Linked DNA regions of Homo sapiens: region 1 is linked to region 2. A link is an interaction called in ENCODE POLR2A ChIA-PET data of the cell type or tissue named here. Cell type or tissue: OCI-LY7. All regions are shown on one strand.

Region 1 (2,500 bases), 670 kb before region 2:
TTGTAATCCCAGCACTTTGGGAGGCCGAGGCAGGCAGATCACTTGAGGTCAGGAGTTCAATACCAGCCTGGCCAACACAGTGAAACCCCGTCTCTACTAAAAATACAAAAACTAGCCAGGCATGGTGGCACGTGCCTATAGACCCCGCTACTCAGGAGGCTGAGGCAGGAGAATCACTTGAACCTGGGAGCCAGAGTTTGCAGGAGAATCACTTGAACCTGGGAGGCAGAGTTTGCAGGAGAATCACTTGAACCTGGGAGGCAGAGTTTGCAGTGAGCTAAGATCGTGCCATTGCACTCCAGCCTGGGCAACAAGAACAAAACTCTGTCTCAAATAAAAAAAAGATTCAGCCAGTAGCTCCAGCCACTAAGTTGACACTTAGTTACCATATAAAACATGTTTCTTGGCTGAGCATGGTGACTCATGCCTGTAATCCCAACATTTTGGAAGGATTATCTGCGGTGAGAAGTTTGAGACCAGCTAGGGCAACACAGTGAGACCCCATCTCTACCAAAATTTCTTAAAATAGCCTGGCACGGTAGCATGTGCCTGTAGTCCTAGCTACTTGGGAGGCTGAGGCAAAAGGCTCTTTTGAGCCCAGCTTGCAGCAAGCTGTAGATAGGCCATTGCACTGTAGCCTGGGTGACAAGACAAGACCCTGTCTCTCTTTTTTTTTTTTTTCTTTGAGACAGAGTCTTACTCTGTCACCCAGGCTGGAGTGCAGTGGCATGATCTTGGCTCACTGCAACTTCTGCCTACTGGGTTCAGGCGATTCTCATGCCTCAGCCTCCCAAGTAGCTGGAACTACAGGCATGTGCCACCATGCCTGGCTAGTTTTTGTATTTTTAGTAGAGATGGGGTTTCGCCATTTTGGCCTGGTTGGTCTTGAACCTCAAGTCATCCACCTGCCTTGGCCTCCCAAAGTGCTGGGATTACAGGTGTGAGCCACTGAGCCTGGTCTCTTAAAAAATAAACAAAAAAAAACAGGCTGGGCACGGTTACCAGTCATCCCAGCACTTTGGAAGGCCAGGGTGGCTAGATCACTGGAGCCTGGGAGTTTGAGACCAACCTGGGCAACATGGAGAAACCCCATCTCTACAAAAATACAAAAAGTTAACCAGGCATGATGGTACACACATGTACTCCCAGCAACTCAGGAGGCTGAGGTGGGAGGATACCTGAGCCCAGGGAGTTTGAGCCTACAGTAAGCAATGATTGCAGCGCTGCATTCCAGCCTGGGTAAGTGAGGCCTTGTCTCAAAACAAACAAAAAACGTGTTTCCTGTGTTACACAAAGATAAATTATACTTTATTTGATTTTGACGTCATTGTTATCTCCCACAAAAGGACTGGTGACCGAGTGCCACTCCACTGTGTTGATAGACATCCCAACCAACAGCATGTTGTAGCTACTGGTGGCCAAGATGGAATGTTGAGTATTTGGGATGTTAGACAAGGTACTATGCCTGTATCTCTGCTGAAGGCTCATGAAGCTGAAAGTAAGTATTGTGAAGATACAGAAAGTTTATATTGGGTGAGTTATATGACATATAATAAGCACCTTTCCATAATGATACATGTGGATCATTTTACATCATAGCTTTTAATGGCTGAATTGTGTAAATTTAAATAGTTATGTAATTTCTTTTTACTCGACATTTAAGTTCTTTAACATTTGTTTTTGTTTTTTTGGAGACGGAGATTCACCCTTGTTGCCCAGGCTGGAGTGCAATGGCGCTATCTTGGCCCACCGCAACCTCTGCCTCCTGGGTTCAAGCGATTCTCCTGCCTCAGCCTCCCGAGTAGCTGGGATTACAGGCATGCACCACCACACCTGGCTAATTTTATATTTTTAGTAGAGACTGGGTTTCTCCATGTTGGTCAGGCTGGTCTTGAACTCCTGACCTGAGGTGATCTGCCCAGCTCGGCCTCCTAAAGTGCTGGGATTACAGGCATGAGCCGCCGTGCCTGGTTTTTTTTTTTTTTTTTTTTTTAAAGAGACAGGGTCTGGTTCTGTCGCCCAGGCTGGAGTGCAGTGGTGCAGTCACGGCTCACTACAGCCTTGACTTCCAGGGCTCAGGTGATCCTCCCGCATCAGCCTCCCAAGTAGATAGGACTATAGGTGTGTGTCACCATGCCTAGCTGATTTTTTGTTGTTGTTTGTTTTTTTTTTTGTAGATATGGGGTTTCACTTTATTGCCCAGGCTGGTCTCAAACTCCTGGGCTCAAGTGATCCTCAGGAAGTGCTGAGATTACAGGTATGAGTTATGAGCCACCACATCAACCACAGGTTTAATTCTTATATCCAAAACTGTAGTTAGAATCCTTAGATATTTATCTCTGTGTGTGTTTTTTTTTTTTTTTTTTTTTTGGAGACAGGGTCTCTCTCTGTTGCCTAGGCCAGAGTGCAGTAGTGGTGTGATCATAGCTCATTGCAGCCTTGAACTCCTGGACTTACACGATTCTCCCAAAGTGCTGGGCATAGCCATTATGCCCATGCC
Region 2 (2,500 bases):
ATTTGATAGTGCTAGTCAGAACATGAGGAGGCCCAGCCCTATGTTTGCTAGAACACTCCACAGAGAGGACAGACTTTTAAGACAAGAGGGAAGGGGGACTTTTTCATGTTTGGCTACAAGGCAAGAGCTTTAAAAGATCCTTTCTTGAATAGTTAAGGATCCAGGGAGGGTGACCGCCAAATATGGCAACTTGGTATGGCGATATTTCAAATTGAAGGCCATTGGAGACCAGTACATCCTGGATGAAGCTGTTCTCTGAAGTTCCCTTATCTACCTAGAAATTGGACCTGCCAAAGAGGAACAAAATTGCCTTCAGTCACCTCCCCTAAAATTTCATTAATCAGAGAAGATCAAAACTCATGTCACAGAGGAAGGGACTGAAGATTAAACACCACACTCAGAGCTCAGATGAACGTTGTCCCAAACTATTGCCTGTTCTTGGGTCCCATTCAGTTCCCAAAGAGAATTATTTACCTTCCATTGTCTGAGCATTGGGCCCATTCATTCCCCTTAAATATCATTTACTACTCTTCAAAATTGCCACATTTAACCTCCATTTCCCCTTTCCCTATGAAGAAAGGTATAGAAAAAAGCTGGACCTCCCTGGGTTATGAGGTAACCACTCTCCTGTGATTTTCTCCTGTGTAGCATTTTATTTTTAAGAGGTAGGGTCTTGCTCTGTTGCCCAGGCTAGAGTGCAGTGGTGGCTCACTGCAGCCTCAAACTCCTGGGCTCAAGCGATCCTCCCCTCAACCTCCTGAGTATTTGGGACTACAGGAGTGAGCTACCATGCTCAGTTTCATGCATATTAATAAATTTTATTCCTTTTTTTCCTGTTAATCTGCCTATTGTAAGTTCATTTTCAAGTAAGCTTCAGAGGGTGGAGGAGAAGCTTTTCCTGTTACCCCTCCAATAACAACAGATTGTCTCGTGTATTTCAGTTACTTCAGTCTTCCTTACTCTTCTTAATCCCTCCCTAAATCCCCCGTCTAAACATGAGGGTCAGTATCAGCTGGTTTGGCAGATTCTTATGGGATCTAATGTTTCCCCAAGCTCTAGTTTTGCATTAATATCCAATTCTTGCTTCATTTGTCTACCCACCCTGCCTCCTTGGAGTTTCCTTCTCTCCCTCATCCACCCCCTCTTCTTCATTGTCAACCTCTCCCTCTCAACTGGCTCCTTGCCATCAAAACTCACTTCCCTTCTTGAAAAAACCCTTGTCTCATGCACCCTCCCTCTTTCATCTTTTCTCTCTCCTCCCCATCACAGCCCAACTTCCTGAAGAGCTGTCTACATTTGTTGTAACATTTTCAGCTTACGTACGTGACTGAACTCACCAAAACCTGCTTTCTGTTCCTTCTGTACTCCATTCAGTTACTCTCGCTTCCTTGTTGGTAGCTCAGAGGGCGCCTCACAGCATGACCCCATCACACTGTGGGCCACACACTCCATTTTGAAACCCCTGCATCTGCAACAGTGTTTTCCTGGCACCCTCACCTCTCTCTGATCACTCCCTTTCCATCTTCTCTACGCCCTCCTCTTTCCCAGCCTGTCTTATAAAGACCAGTCCTCCTCAGGCTCTGTTCCAGCCTCTTCCCTTCTCCCTGGTTACTCCCTGGGTGGCAGCATCCAACCCTCTATCCTTTAGTCCTCATAGCACTGTGAACAACAAAATGAACAGTTTATATAAACAATGACAGCTTTTTTGACCTTCGTTTTCCACAGAGCTGCCAAATTTAATAAGGTTAATGACATTGCCAGAGGGTTATGTCGCGGTCAGAAACAGGAGTGCTATTTTGTGCCAGGAGAAACAGAGACTCAGATTCAACCAATATTGATGGGGAACACCCATTATGAGTTTGGATCATCATATACATTATTTTATTTGATATTCTCAATAACCCTGTGAGGTGAATATCATGACCCCTCTTTTGCAGATGGAGAAATAGAAACTTACCCAAGGTCACATAGCTGGCTGGTAAGTGAAAAAACGAATTTGAATCTGGGTCCCCATCTATGTTGAGATTTTTCCCTAACTTTAAGTACTGCACCATAACCAGGGCAGCTTTCATGAGCCTGTAGAAAACTATCACCTTCATATGGAAAGACCAGAGGTGGTTTGTCTTGTATAATAAGCAGAGAATTCTTAAAAATCTCATTTCAAAGACATATGGATGTGTGTCTTGCTGTACGATAATCGGTGCTATGGAAAAGTCATTCCATTGCTAAGTTTTCCACATTTTTGTAAAATGCCAGACTTTCCATCCAAACAAAACAAAGCTACATGGACTATGGAATCAGCCTCTCTCCAGACTGCCATAATAGCAGCTCTAGAGGAAGTTGTTAGGATTTTTTTTCAAATAATTGTTGTTATTTCAGCCACAAAACAATTATGCTTTAAAAATCTATACTTATTAGTAGCATTCCTTGGGAAGGGAAGAAGCCCTCGTTAGGTGAGCACATACTGTCGGATTAACCATGAAGAAGTGAAGACCTCACT

What was found. ChIA-PET counts read pairs that join two places held together with the same protein. Peaks named below come from ENCODE experiments on the same cell type or tissue, not always from the same donor. Only the 100,000 strongest peaks of a DNase experiment are listed, where the experiment ranks them.
Region 1: POLR2A ChIA-PET joins it to region 2 with 5 read pairs; 2 of 35 experiments call an interaction of 5 or more read pairs at or near these places.

What each region holds. Positions count from the first base shown.
Region 1 is chr6:149,735,469-149,737,968 of GRCh38, reverse strand. It overlaps NUP43 (nucleoporin 43), which reads left to right. Exons shown (of 8, transcript NM_198887.3): 6 at 1,347-1,498. Among named protein-coding and RNA genes, the nearest start is that of NUP43, 9.8 kb to the left of the region's middle. In OCI-LY7, no CTCF peak of the experiment used is centred here; no DNase peak of the experiment used is centred here.
Region 2 is chr6:149,065,092-149,067,591 of GRCh38, reverse strand. All of the region lies in intron 7 of UST (uronyl 2-sulfotransferase), which reads right to left. Among named protein-coding and RNA genes, the nearest start is that of UST-AS2, 34 kb to the right of the region's middle. RefSeq lists enhancers at 1,191-1,600, 1,621-1,700. In OCI-LY7, no CTCF peak of the experiment used is centred here; a DNase peak (open chromatin) is centred at 1,321; H3K4me3 peaks cover 642 bases; H3K27ac peaks cover 1,100 bases.